Regions from separate parts of the Homo sapiens genome. Here all the other regions are linked to region 2. A link is an interaction called in ENCODE POLR2A ChIA-PET data of the cell type or tissue named here. Cell type or tissue: GM12878. All regions are shown on one strand.

Region 1 (5,000 bases), 130 kb after region 2:
ACAAGGTCAAACAACATGGATCCCTAGGTGATTCTCTCCCACTCCATTTCCATCCTTCTGTGTAAGGGAAAGAGAAAGTTGCAGTTTCATAGTAATATGTCTCTAACACCTCTCACATATTGTTAATGTCTTTTTTAACAAACAGAGAGAAAAGGTTTGGACTCAGAGCTTTTGACAGGTACAATAGCAAGCATGTTCCGGAGGCTAAGGCGGGAGGATAGCTTGAGGCCAGGAGTTTAGCACTGCAGTGAGCTATGATGGTCCCACTGCACTCCAGCGGGGGTGACAGAGCAAGACCCTGTCTCTAAATTTTTTTTTATAAAAATAATGTTATCTTGTTTTCATTGTATTTAGATGAATAATGTTCTTCTAATTGTGTCAAGTACTTTTGTCTTTCCATTTGGGAAAGTGTGGGTGGTATAATTAAAAAAACAACAACAAAAAAATATATATATATACACACTTGATTTTTGTCCTTGGTTCTTGAAGCAGTGCTCCTAAAACTCCTGCAATGACCAGAGTGATAAGAATGTATTTTGTTATTCCTAACAATCCCCTTTCAATGATACCTGAGTTTATGCTAATGAGGTGATTCTAGGTGGGCCCCTAGATAGCTTCAGGATGAGGGGCTGGTTGCAGAGGAACCAACTAGGAACCAAACCCCCAATCACATGATTAGAGGGTTGGAACTTAGCCCCACTCCCCTCCACCTGCCCCACCCCAACCTCTGGGAGGGGAGGGGGACTGAGGATTGAGCTCAAGCACCAATAGCCAATAATTTAATCAATCATGCCTGTGTAATGAAACTCTGATTAAAACTCTTGGTTAATAACATTTGAGGGGCTTCCCAGAAGGTGAACACATCAATGTGCTGGGAGGGTGGTGTGCCGAGGACACGGAAGCTCTATGCCCCTCTATGCCTAGCCCTGTGTCTCTTCCACAAGGCTGATCCTGAATTACATTCTTTATAATAAAACCGTAATCACATGTATAGCACTTTCCTGAGTTCTCTGAGTTGTTCTAACAAATTATGAAACTGGAAGTGAAAAAAGGGGGTGCCCAGGCAGGGAGGGGTAGTGAGAATCCCTGAATTTATAGCCAAGTCCAACAGAAGTTCAGGTAACCTGGGAACCCAGGACTTGCGACTGGCATCTAAAGTGAGGGCAATCTTGTGGGATTGAGGCTTTAAACCCATGGAGTCTGGCAGTAACCCTGGGTAGTCAGCGTTGAACTGAATTGTGGGGCATCTAGTTGGTGACGGGGAATCAAGAACTGCTGGAATGATGCAGCATGCTATCTCATTCTTTATGTCTATAGATTCAGGTTTACTGAAAGGAGATCCAAAGCAGCTATTAAGTAAATATTACACAGGTTGTATGCAGATATGGCAAGAATCAGGAATGTGATACCGAAGTACTAGATGTTGAAGGATCTCCTGACTAGAGTAAATGGACTTACTGCTATTCAAAGATTTCCTAAGGGAAAATGCCAAGCTTCAATGGTACGTGTGATTGTGATGTTTTAAAAGGGGTAGTAGGCCGGGCGTGGTGGCTCATGCCTGTAATCTCAGCACTTTGGAAGGCCAAGGTGGGTGGATCACTTGAGGTCAGGAGTTCAAGGCCAGCCTGACCAACATGATGAAACCCCATCTCTACTAAAAATACAAAAAATTAGCTGGGCGTGGTGGCGGGCACCTGTAATCCCAGCTACTCAGGAGGCCAAGGCAGGATAATCACTTGAACCCAGGAGGCAGAGGCTGCAGTGAGCCAAGATCATGCCATTGCACTCCAGCCTGGGCAACAGAGCGAGACTCCATCTCAAAAAAATAAAAAATAAATAAAAAAAAAAGGTCAGCGTATAGTGGAGATGAACAAAAAATTGCTTTAGCCACAAGGATACTATTTTTCCCCTACACTTTTCTAAAAACTTTGAGAAACATGTAAAATTGAGTGTGCCAATTACATCTTCATATTATGAAATGTCCACATGGGAGTCAACATTTAAGACCACGAAAGGTAAGTCTACAAATCCTGTGCATACACCAGCAGGTGTCCACGGTGCCATAATAAACATGCAGTAAGCCTTGGTTGACATTTTCACTCTCAGCTTAATGGTTTGCTTAGCTAATTGCTTTCATTAGGAGCTTTAGAGCATCAAAGGAGGATTTAAAATTAGATTTGCTTCAAAACAGGGAAAACAAATGCAAAAATATATTCTTTGTTTTTCCAAAGTCAAAACTTCTTCATAGATGTGAGGACAATAGCCATTGGTTAAAGTATAAGAACAGTATTTCTCAATGTGTTATCAGCAGACTAGCAAATCAAATCTGAGTTTATTAAAAATGCAGATTATTAAACCCCTTGGGAGGAAGCTTTATTTTTAACAGTTCTTAAGGTGATTCTTATGCATGCTCAAGTTTGACAACTTCTGCACTAAACACCGAAGGTTCACAGTAGACTCCATTGATTATGGCTCTGTCACTAGCTCTGTGGCTTTGAGAAAGTCCCTGATCCTCTCTGGGCCTTGATGTCCTCACACGTAATAGTGTGCGCTCTGCTATGTCACCAAAGCCACCTCCACCTGCCTGACTCAATGCTAAAATGAAAACTGGAACCAAACTGAAGATTGCAAGAAGCTTCCAACTCAGGGAGCAGAGTTCTGAGTCTCACCACATAGAGTTGTTTCCAGATGCTTCCCCATTCCCAAAGTGTCGTTGTCACTTCTTGTGCCAGAGGAATTTCTGCAGGAATGATGTTCTCAGTATTTCTATTTAAGGTGGGAGAAAAAGTGGTGTGAAATTGAGACCCAGGTGCTAACAAGATAAAACACCAACAAATTTGCATTAAGCTGCAGCTGCGGAGGGGCCTTCCTGACATTAGACTAAAACACCTCCAATAGCCACACCAACTACATTATGCAAATACAAGGGACTTGCTTTGTTATGTCCTCCTTCGCTAGGGTGGGCTCATTATTTAGGATTAATCTACTTTAATACAGTTCTAAGGTAGCTGCCAGCAAAAAGTTTGATTCTCCAAACTAATACCCCCTCAGAGTCAGATCTCAGTATGAATCAATTTGGATTAGATCTCCCATTGAGTAACGGAAAGGAGACCCACAAATATACACAGGCACAAAGAAGATAAGCTGAGCAACCCTCAGCTCTTCCAAGTCAGATTTTCAAAATAAACAGGACAGAGACATCCATGAGCCACTGGAGGCTCAAGTCTGGTGAAGAATGGCAAATACCTTCTTTTCTCAACTGTCACTTCCTTGATGTGGATAAATGACTTAGGAAAAATGCCCTGTTGGAAACAAAACAAAACAAAACAAAATAAAATAAAAAGATATATCACCACAGAAATGAATGACCCTACGTCTTTATAATTTTTTTCCAAAAGCTACTGGCTTATAAAATCCCCAGACTTTAAAGGAATAAACCCAGAGCCAGATAGAACAGGGGCTGGATTCTAAATCTACTTGTTTAGATCTGGCTTTCCCTCCAGTTCTCCATCAGTTGCTCTAGATCCCACAATAGCCCTAGATCTCACCATAGCCCTAGATCCCAAGGGATGCTCCAACCCATTATGGCCACTCATCCTGCAGGTGGGCTATAAGACAGTATCGTTTGAAAGACAACCTAAACCACTCACTGACTTTAAGCGAGACGAGGAGCTCTGCTTCTCCCATTGCCTGCCCGATTCCGGAAAGCGGTCACCCTTCACAGTCAGGAACAACTGGAAGGTCAGAAATAACTGGTCCTGAAGCAACAATGTTCCTAGGTGCATTTGGGCTAGTTCGATTTGAGACCTATTCTGCCTGCATTTATTCCATTGTTCTTTGAGAGAGCAGAATAGGACCATCCCTCCCGACACAGCATGTCAGGGAAGAAGGAAGAAGCTTCTATTATTTCCTTACTCCATACATTTGGCTCAGTTAACAAGGTAAGTTTATCAATTACTTGGAAATCCCTTCATAAATGCAACCAATGTGCATACTGGGGACATCTGGTCACTGTGCTAGGTGCTGTGAGAGAAAATGAGACAAGCAAAGCAAGCGCCTGCTCTCATGGAGACAATAGTGAAATGTGAGGTTAGAACAAGAGAACCCCTCAAAAGTAGAAATCAGGCCTGTCCTTTCTGTGTTGACCTGGGTATACGGATGAGGAGATGACTGAATGCTGCAAACAACTCTAAAGGAAGGCAGTAGAATAAATTTCAAATTTATAACGCACAATTCCACAGAGACTCGAGGAAGGGAGAAATCATAAGTGAGTGGCATATCAGGAAAAGTTGCAGGGAGATGGCACCAGAGATGAACCTTAAAGAATGAGGGAAAGTGGGAGGGAGCTGAGCACAGCGAGTGACAAGGCACAGAGGTCAGAGAGCACAGGGCACAGGAGGGAGAGATGGATTCCCTTTGCTGAGGAGCAATGGTGGGAGAGACCTGCTCAGATGGGATAGCGGGGCCATATGAAGACCTCCAGTACTGACACAAATAAAAACCAGGTGACCTTACCTGTAACATTTTGTGCTTTATGAGGTATCCCCTATACCAGTCTGCAAAAAGAAAACAAAGAAACAGTTCCCTCATTTATTACAAGTTTGTTGCTAGTGTTTTTCTGTTTTGTTTTGTTTTGTTTTAAACTAGTAAAACTACTGCAAATTGCTTTAGACCTTGGGTACAGATCAAACTCTGGAAGCTCATAGTCTTTGAAATCTGTTGAATTGGTTGCCAACATCTCAAAATAACATCTAAAAATAGACTTCATATAAAGGTGCTCCTGATTTTGAAAAATCAGGAGCCCCAGTAGTGCTGGCCAGTGCTCCCAACTGGCTGGGAGGAGAAAAGCAGCAGGGTCCACCAGACAGAGCATCTGCCTCCAGTCCACCAGCCTCAACGCAGCCCCTCCCTTGTGTCCATTGCCTTCCTGGGCCCTGTGACCATCTGCATGCTTTCAATTCCTGCCTTCGGGACAAAGAAATGCTCCTGATTTGGGCAAA
Region 2 (5,000 bases):
CTATTCTTGGATGTTCCATGGAACATCAATGGGTTGTTCCATGATGCCAACTAAAAGCCAGTAAAAATGGCTATGCTCTTGTCAGCAGAGAAGGTCCAAACAACCAGGAGAAAAATCCAGAACATTTGCTCTGGGGGCCTTTTTTATTAGTTTTCATCTAAGTGTTCAATTTTGAGAAGTTGGTGCCTGTAGAAAGCAAACAGCACATTCTACAGTCTGGATTTTCAAAGTTGGATCTTTGCATATTCCATGTCCCTTCTATCCCATGAAGATGAATTCATGAGTACAAATTAATGTGTTTGAAATATTTGCCATTTTGTGGTTTATTAAATGCATATTGGAAGATGCTAGATTTTTTTTTTTTTTTTTTTTTTTTTTGAGACAGAGTCTTGCTCTGTCTCCCAGGCTGGATTGCAGTGCCATGATCTCGGCTCACTGCAAGCTCCACCTCCCAGATTCACGCCATTCTCCTGCCTCAGCCTCCAGAGTAGCTGGGACTACAGGCGCCCACCACCACGCCCAGCTAATTTTTTGTATTTTTTTAGTAGAGACGGGGTTTCACCGTATTAGCCAGGATGGTCTCGATCTCCTGACCTCGTGATCCGCCCGCCTCGGCCTCCCAAAGTGCTGGGATTACAGGCGTGAGCCACATGCACCCAGCCGGAAGATGCTAGATTTTATAGACTGGACAGGGTTCTTAAATTAAGAAGGTAAAGAACTGAGAATGAGCCCAGCTATTCCTCTATTTCCAGTGAATACTAAAGGAAAAAAAAAGACAGGTCATATTAGAGCAATGGTTTCTGAGCATGGCCTCTACATTGGTAGCATCAACAGCACCTGGGAACTTGCTAGAAAAATAAGTTACTGGACGCCAGGACCCCACCGTCCAGACTAATGATCAGAAACGTGTTTTAACAGCTCCTCCAGGTTACTGGGGGTGCCTGCTCAGGTTTGAGACCTGCTCAACACCTGTGGCTCTTCATGCTGGCTGACAGTTAGCATCACCTGGTAATCATCACCTTTTCATTGCAGTGCCCCACCCACCCCAGACCAATTCAGTCAGAATACTTGGGACAGGGGCCTAGGTATTACTGCTTTTGATGCAAGATTTTTCTTCTCAGTCGCTTTGCAAGCCGGGGACCCCCAGCCAGTGACGCCCTGCCCAGGTCTCACTCAGCCCATCCAGCTCACCAACTATGTTATAGCTTGTACCCATATTCAGCGGTTCCGGATCTCTTGTGCCGCACCCAAGAAGAATGAGGATACGTGGGGCATTGAAGGGTGAGGAGGGCGGAGAATAATTTTCTTGAGCAGTGAAAACGGCTTTCAGTGGGGGGGCGGGGGGATGGTGGGGGGTGGAGGTGGGGCACTGGTTCCCCTACCCCAAGATTGGAAAGTTGTCCCCTCCCCGTCCCTCCCCACACCTTGTGTGACTGGGTCTGGGGCCTTTTATAGACTCAGAATGGGGACTGCCGATTTGTTTGTTAGTACGCAAAAAAAGGTTAAAGGGAAGACACCACTCAAAGGTGGGCATGACAGTGTAGAAAACCAATTAGGAAAAGGTAAGTTTATGTAAAATAAGCGAAGGGTGGGGATCAATCAGAGGAAAGTGTGCCAAATGGTAGGACAAGTTCTCAATCCAGTCTGAGGATTTAACATACAGCTTGACTTTCAGGTTTTAAACTCTTCGGCTTGGAGATGGGGTTTCACCGGGGACCCACCCCATCTTCCTACCCATTTGGCTGACTCCTGCTAGTTTGACTTTTAAAAAGCTCCCCGGGTGGCTTGTAATCCCAGCACTTTGGGAGGCCAAGGCAGGAGGATCACTTGAGGCCAGGGGTTTGAGACCAGCCTGGGCAATATAGTGAAACCCCATCTCTACAAATTAATTAATTAATTAACTAATTAACCAAGTGTGGTGGCTGGTACCTATAGTTGTATCTACTCAGGAGGCAGAAGCAGAAACCTGGCTCAAAAAAAAAAAAAAAAAAACTCTCGAGGTGATATGACTATGCAGGCAATGAGGCAATGTTGAGAGCCGCTATATATTAGAACATGAGAAATTTAGGTACTTTTGGGCCTCTCATTTTCAGTTTAGCTCAAAGTAATCATGGCTACTGAATGCCTCCTATTCATTGAAGAAGCTTTTGAGAAAAGAAGAGAGATTTCCATCTTCATGAGCAGGAGAGGTGAGATGTGAAGCTCACCAAAAGCATCAAAATTTCTACCAAATTCAATGGTGATAACAGTATTTAATAACTCATCCAGCAAAGACAGTTGCTCACCCGGAGAAAGGGGTGGGTTAGTCCCCACAGTCAGAATTCATTATAAGAGCACTGCACTCAGAGGCGGTAAAGAGTGACACGCACCTCCCACACACCTCAAGTCCAGATGCCACAATCCCCCACGGGGAGCTCAGAGCCTCCCACTCACTTCTTGGCTTTGAAGCCCTAAGTATCGAGGGTGTGTAAGACAGCAAGCAGCCTCTTCTCACCAGTGTCTGATGTCAGGGAATGTGCAAAAGGGTGACAGCCTGTCAGGGTAGAGCTCTAGGGGGCCACTCCCCTGGGATGGGCAGAGCCTCAGCATCCTACTTCACAAATAACTGTGAACTGGGGCCATCTTTCCACCAAACCAGGAACTTGACAATTAGCACATTATAACTGGATCCCCCAAACTGGGGGCCACTGGCATATTCCCAAGGACCCACATTTTTTTCCCCATTTAAAGGGATCTGAGCATTACTAAAATGTAAAAAACACTGTGGATTGGCTTTTCAACAGAAAGAGGCAAATTTTTTTTTAAGACAGAGAGTCAGGGTCTGTTCTGTCACCTGGGCTGAAGTGCAGTGGCAAGATCATAGCTCATGGAAACCTTGAACTCCTGGGCTCAAGGAATCCCCTCACCTCAGCCTCTCAAGCAGCTAGGACTATAGGTACATGCCACCACACCCGGCAAATTTCTTTTCTTTTCTTTCCTTTTTTTTTTTTTTTTTGTAGAGACAGAGGTCTTGCAATGTTGCCCAGGCTGGTCTCAAACTCCTGGCCTCAAGTAATCCTCCTCCCTGGGCTACCCAAAATGCTGGGATCACAGGCATGATCAACCTCCCTGGCTGAGGCAACATTATATAGGATGTTACCACAGAAATAATAGACAAACCCTCATGTTTCTACACTATGAGTAAGACTGAAATCTCCCTTTAAAAAAACAATTTTTAAAAAGATCAAATAGCTAAGACTGGAACCAGCTCAACAGCTGGCTACTGAATGTCCTTATAGAAACATCATCACCCTAACATCATCATCTGAATGAATCTAGAATATCTAAGCTTTTGGTTATTATACTGTCTTTCCATTAAATGAGGTAGGAGTAGAAAGAAAAAGACCATGCCTTTGTATCCCCTATGCCTGTGATTACACAGAGTCTGAATCAGACTGACCTGTGTTTGAATTTTGACCCTGACATTTATTTGCTCTATTTATTTGGCCTTGAATGCTAATGAAGTCTATGAATTTCAGGTTTTTCATCTCTAAAATGGGAATAATAAGCCTTAGTATCTAGGATCAGGGTGAGCAGAGAGAATGCGCAGATTGCATTTAGCACAGTGCCTAGAAACCAACAAATAGAGATATGATCATTAATTATTCACCACTGAACACTAGCTGAAGCTTCACCTCCTTTGTGTAGGCTTCCTTGACAAAAATGCTTACGCGCACGCGCGCGCGCACACACACACACACACACACACACACACACACACACACACACACACACTTTGTAGCTCTTGTACCCCAAATATGCATCTAGATTTTAGTCGTTATATATTGGGGATAGGTTTTCTTGTTCCCAGTGCCTAGCGCACACCGGGTATGTCATATGTATTAATATTTCTGCATGAATGAATGAAGCAAGCTATGCATATGTAGTAATAAGACAAGAAGCGGCTTAATTGGGATGGTAAGTGTAGAAAGGAAGAGACAGGAGAAGACAGTATGCAAGGAAATTGATCATAATGGTTGACTATGGATCTGACCAGTAAAGGAACATTGCTCTGCAGAGTTTTCGAATTACAGTCAATAATAGACACAGTTCATTCAGAAAGCTCTTCTCTGAGGATGTTCTAGGGAGGAGAGAGAAAGGGGCAATGCTCACACAAATGCTTAGAAAAAAATGTATTGGTTGTTTGGGTCTATGTAGTCCTCTGAAGCCAGTCCCATCTAAGGACTGAATACCTCCTGGACATTACTCAAGGACAAAGAGGAGCTGCCAGAGGAACCTGGGTCAGATCCAGCACCCTCCTTCCATCTTCCAATGCTTAAGAATTCCAGGCCTGGGTCTAATCACTACCTCTCAGTCTTCACCACCCCATCTGGCTTATCTTCTGCAGATTCAGCCCTTTGGAAGCCCTCCACTTACTCCCACTGAGACTTTCCTTTGGTTTCCGTCCCCAGCTAATCTCTGAATGACGTCTACAAAATACACAGTAACTTCACGGCCACAGGCATCTCCCTACCACCATCCTACTCCACACCCTATCTCTGGAATCTGAGCCCCAGCAATCTGCTCATCCAGGAAGAGGCTTAATCATTTTTGTCATTTCAGAAGGTAACTGAAGAAACAAAACCGAAGTAAATCAGCTAAGAAAGCAGACACGAGAGTTTTCTTGCTGTCTAGGCATAGGAAACTCCTCCTCCCACCCCTGCAAACTAGGGCGTGAGTACGTGGACAAGCCATCTTAAAAGGCTGCAATAATGTCTATACCCACATTCTGAGAAAGCCTGGCCAACAAGACACACAGAGACAAAATGCTAACATGATTAACTCCAGTCCCCTAGCCATCCTTCACAGCAATGGGGGTTAGTCACAGGAAAAGTAGGCCTGCTGAGCAAGCCGTTGACTTTTATCTTTAGACTCCAGCTGCTATCCATCAGTATCAATATTTCACAATGTAATCAACTTAGCCCTAGTCTGAGTCCAGGATATCTACATCATCAGGAGGA
Region 3 (5,000 bases), 310 kb before region 2:
CTCATTACCCCTGTAAGCTGTAGTTCTCCCAGGTGTTGTGTGATTGAGCCTTCGTTTCTGAAGATACTTTTAATTTTTTTTCCAAGAAGAATCTATAACATTGACCCAGTGAGAGATCAATGGCTTATTGATTTGCATCAAATTGATAATTAAGAGGCATTTCCTCTGGGCAAGCTGCTTGGCAGGCTTTTTCCACATATCCTAATTGATGCTCATCAAAATCCTGACATTGGCTACATTCTTTATCTCCATTTAATATATGATGAATTGGAAGCTCAGAGGGGTGATGTCACAGGCCCAAGGTCTCCAGCAGATAAAAAGCCAAATCAGGATTTGAACCTTGCTCTGTCTAGATCCAAAACCTGGGTTCTTATTCTTATTTAGGGAGAGGGGAGTCTGGGGACAGAGAGTTTATACCAACGGTGTCCTGGAGCTTGCTCAAACTGGCTCAAAACAGCTGATTGTTAGCTTTTCAGGAGCTTTATGTTAAGCACAGCTGTTATTAAAAATTAAATAAACTTATAGTTAAATAAATTATATTATAAACAAAGGTAGTAAATAAATATTTAATTTTTTTTTTCTTCCAAAGGCTGGCAGTTTGTTACAGTATGAATTTTTTGTTGTGGCTCTAAAAATAGGGCAATCCTTCTCCTTCCCATTGCAACATAACTTTACCTAAACCAGCCAGGGCCTGGGATCAGGACAGTAATCAGTAGCTTTTTATTGTTTTTGTCTTTGATCCTCTCTCTGAATCAGGGTTAAACCCAGTTATCATTGGACAAAGGGGCACTTGAGCATCACAAAGAATAGCTGGGAGTAACTGGGGAGTGACCAAGGTTAGTCTTGAGAGTGCCACCCACCCCAGTGCCTTAGACAGAATTAGGAGTGCTAGACCAAAGTCTGCAGGGATGGGGGCTGAAGTGCTAAGGTCTTAGGAATTTCTTCTGGGGATAAATAGGTGCAAAGATTAATGACTTGTAGGAAATTGTATCCATCCAACCATCCATCCATCCATACATCAATCCATCCATCCACCCACCCACTCATGCATCCATCCATCCATCCATCCATCCATCCATCCATCCATCTATCCATTCAATGTTCTCCAAGCACATTCGCTATACCAGGGACTGTGCCAAGTGCCAAGGGAGCCACTGACACCTGGTTCCTGCCCTCAGAACTCAGTCTACAGAAAGCCAGACAAGTAAAGAGAAAAAGGCAACACATGGGTAAGTGTCCCATACTGTAAGAACGCACATGATTGGACCTTTGCTAGCCAGGAATGGCTTCCTGGAGCAAGTAACTTCTTAGATGAGAATTGAAGGCAAGGGTAAGGAAGGAAGGCCTTGGGGAAGAAGAAAGGAGACCTGGCAGAGAAAACAGCCCCTGGAAAGGCCCAGAGATGAAGATGGCAATAGCAGGAGAGTGTGACAACTAGTATTTTAGGGAGAGGGGAGTCTGGGGACAGAAATTATGGGTGTTTATACCAATAGTGTCCTGGAGCCTGCTCAAACTGGCTCACAACAGCTGACTGTTAACTTTTCAGGAGTTTTATGTTAAGCACAGCTTTATTAAAAATTAAATAAACTTCTAGTTACAATTATATTATAAAGAAAGGTAATAAATAAATATTTAAAACTCATTGCTTCTTGATTATTTTACTACATTTGATTATTTTCTATGCTCTGGGTGTTATTTACACCTATTGTGTGTATATGGTGGAAATATGATTTAATGTTGTGCTACTGCACGTATCTTCCCAACTCTGTCTTCAGTTACAGTGCATGGGAAGCTTGAAATCAGTTGTGAAGGGAGTATTTACACCACGGAAATGGGCAGACATTACAAATCCGGGGGACCCTTTTTTCTCCAGCAAACCCATTGTTAAACATTTATCAGCATATGACTGAGTTAATGTGCGTATGTAAAAATGCAGAAATCACAAGTGTAATCTCAATACATTTTCCTAAAGTGAACACATCTGTGTGACCAGCACTCAGATAAAACAGTAGGTGATTACCAACCCTACCTCATGCCCTTTTCCAGCCAGTAGCCTCTTCTTCCCCCAGAGCTAATCACTATCCCCACTGCCTCCATGCCTCTTAGAAACTCTCAGGAAGGCTTCTCCCCGCCCCTCATTCTCATAGCCCCCCCTTCTGAATTTTGGTGCTAGAATCTGGGCATTTATTTTCTCATGATCTTGTTTTAAGTATTTTAAAATTACGCTAAGAATACAGCATGATTGGGGAAAAAAAAATAAAACATGCTAATATGATTTGGCTGTGTCCCCACCCAAATCTCATCTTAAATTGTAGCTCCCACAACTCCCATGTGTTGTTAGAGGGATCTGGTGGGAGGTAATCGAATCATGGGAGTGGGTCTTTCCCATGCTGTTCTCATGATAGTGAATAAGTCTCACCAGATCTGATGGTTTTTTAAAGGGGAGTTCCCCTGCACAAGCTCTCTCTTGCCTGCTGCCATGTAAGATATCCCTTGCTCTCCCGCCATGATGTTAGGCCTCCCCAGCCATGTGGAACTGTGAGTCAATTAAACCTCTTTCCTTTATAAATTACCCAGTCTCCGGTATGTCTTCATTAGCAGTGTGAAAACCGACTAATATACAGGAATATGCAGGACATCTCTTGAGGCCACTTCCTGCTTACATTGACTCCTCTGGGCAGGTAGAGGGGATCTGAATCCAATTGAGTCTGATGCTAAGCCTGAGGCCCTAGCCAGAGAGATGATGCCAGAGCACGGGCTTCGAGAGCCATGCACATTAGTGTGGACCCGAAGGATAAGGGGCCAGTGAGGGGCTCTGAGGAGGGCAGAGGCAGGCGTGACCAGCTCTGTCCCTTAGGAAGTTCACACTCTGTAGTGCGGAGGCAGAGGCTGGAGGCAGAGAGACCAGCCTGGAGGCTGTCGCTGATCAGGAATGCAGAGATGATGGTGCCCCGAGCTGATGCAACATCTTCCTGATAGCATTATCCCACATTTGATTGTTCCAAAATCTGTGGAAAAGGAATTGTCTCCCTGTGGGGATACTGTCTCCAAATTCCCAGTTCAGGGGTTTTCTCCTAGCATCTGGGTTAAGAGCACAGGCTCTGGAGCTGGGGATACCTGTGTTTGAGGTCTACCTCAGGTGATAGCTGCATGGTCTTGGAAAAGTTACTCAATGTCTCTGAATACTGGTTTACTTCCATACCAAATACAAATAATGATAGTGTCAGCTTTAGTAGCATTGAGATTGTTAAGCAATCTATAGGAAGTACATAGGCCTGGCAAGGTGGCTCACACCTGTAATACCAGCAGTCTGGGAGGCCGAGGTGGGCAGATCACCTGAGGTCAGGAGTTTGAGACCAGCCTGGCCAAAATGGCGAAACCCCATCTCTACTAAAAATACACAAATTAGCCAGGCATGGTGGCATGCCAGTTACTCGGGAGGCTGAGGCAGGAGAATCGCTTGAACCTGGGAGGCAGAGTTTGCAATGAGCCAAGATCATGCCACTGCAGTCCAGCCTGGGTGATGGAGCAAGACCCTGTCTCAAAAAAAAAAAAAAAAAAAAAAAAAAAAGGGAAGTACATAGTTCATCCTAAGCATGCAATAAACGTTAAATGCTGCTGTTACCTCATCTGCCTGAACTGAAAGAAAAGCAGGAGAGTTCCCCCCAAATAGTTATACCACTTTCATGACAGACCCTGCATTTTGGCCTTCTGCTTGGGATTCCAATGGCTTCTGCAAGGGAGGAGCATATGTCCAAGGGGTCACATGGGGGCCCACAAGTAAAAGGAAGCAAATGGTGCCTTCAGCATTGCAATATTTCCGCCCCACAAGAACCTCAAAGAAACACTGAATAGAGAGAGTCAGAGACAAAGGCCAATTTCATTGTGTTTTCACAGCAGCTCCTAAGGAGAATATCAAAAGGCAGGTCAGCAGAGAAAGCAGCCCAGGTCTCTCTCCTTCGGGGCTGAAGGAAAGCAGGGGGCAGGCAGGAAGTCAGTGTATAGGGCAGGGGGCTGAGCTAAGCCTTCCACAGAGACAAAGCTTGGGCCTCCTGTGATGTGCTGGCCGACACAGCTTTCCTGATATGGATGCTATGTCCCTGTGCTCTCTCTAGTAAGCAGACTGATGGTTCTCTTGATGGCAGGCTTCACAGTGCCCATTTACAGGGGAGTGGGGGAGCCTGATATTTAAAGCATGTAGACTGTGGTCTGAGATCTTGAGAGGCTGCTTAAACCCTGGGTGTCCCAGTTTCTGCATAGGTCAAATGGACAAAATACTCCCCAGCACCCACAGCGTTGTGAAAATGACAGGAGATAACTGCATGCTCCAGTCCCGAGGGCCTGGTGCATGGCAGGGGGCTCATAAATGCTGGCTACTTCCCTGCAGCCCCTCCGCTCTCTCCTCAAACTCCCCTTCCTTTCCAGTCTTGTGCTTGATCTCTGCTGGACTCTCCAGGAACTCCGAGGAGAGCTTCTGCCACCTTTAAACTCCCACAACACTCTCACCAGCTTGGCATTAGCTTTTCAGCAAGTCTGAACATTTGTTTTTCTGACTCTCACGTTTTATTTTATTTTATTTTTTTTGAGACAGAGTCTCACTCTGTTGCCCAGGCTGGAGTACAGTGGCACAATCTCAGCTCACTGCAACCTCTGCCTCCTGGGCTCAGGTGATCCTCCCACCTCAGCCTCCTGAGTAGCTGAGACTACAGGCACACGCCACCACACCTGGCTATCTTTTTAAATTTTTTGTAGAGATGGGGCTTCATTGTGTTGCCCAGGCTGGTCTCAAATTCCTGGACTCAAATGATCCTCCTGCCTCGGCCTCCCAAAGTGCTGGGATTACAGGTGTGAGCCACCACGCCCAGCCTTGACTCTCACGTTTTAGATAAGTTGTTGTTCTCACATTGATTCCCCTTTCTTTCAATGGTGGCTGCCTAAGAGCCATGTCTGTGCTAAGGGAACTCATTCCTCAGCCATAGCAGAAAGAGCTCAGCTTGGGT

What was found. Peaks named below come from ENCODE experiments on the same cell type or tissue, not always from the same donor. Only the 100,000 strongest peaks of a DNase experiment are listed, where the experiment ranks them.
Region 1: POLR2A ChIA-PET joins it to region 2 with 6 read pairs; 1 of 35 experiments calls an interaction of 5 or more read pairs at or near these places.
Region 3: POLR2A ChIA-PET joins it to region 2 with 5 read pairs; 2 of 35 experiments call an interaction of 5 or more read pairs at or near these places.

Annotation. Positions count from the first base shown.
Region 1 is chr5:169,668,844-169,673,843 of GRCh38, reverse strand. It overlaps DOCK2 (dedicator of cytokinesis 2), which reads right to left. Exons shown (of 52, transcript NM_004946.3): 3 at 4,516-4,556; 4 at 3,247-3,302; 5 at 2,670-2,766. Among named protein-coding and RNA genes, the nearest start is that of DOCK2, 34 kb to the right of the region's middle. In GM12878, a CTCF peak has its summit at 2,055; a DNase peak (open chromatin) is centred at 2,573; H3K4me3 peaks cover 1,196 bases; H3K27ac peaks cover 3,124 bases.
Region 2 is chr5:169,803,212-169,808,211 of GRCh38, reverse strand. All of the region lies in intron 26 of DOCK2 (dedicator of cytokinesis 2), which reads right to left. Among named protein-coding and RNA genes, the nearest start is that of DOCK2, 170 kb to the right of the region's middle. RefSeq lists enhancers at 1-27, 2,662-2,711, 2,842-2,891. In GM12878, no CTCF peak of the experiment used is centred here; a DNase peak (open chromatin) is centred at 2,451; H3K4me3 peaks cover 883 bases; H3K27ac peaks cover 4,116 bases.
Region 3 is chr5:170,112,348-170,117,347 of GRCh38, reverse strand. No RefSeq gene overlaps it. Among named protein-coding and RNA genes, the nearest start is that of FOXI1, 9.0 kb to the right of the region's middle. In GM12878, no CTCF peak of the experiment used is centred here; no DNase peak of the experiment used is centred here.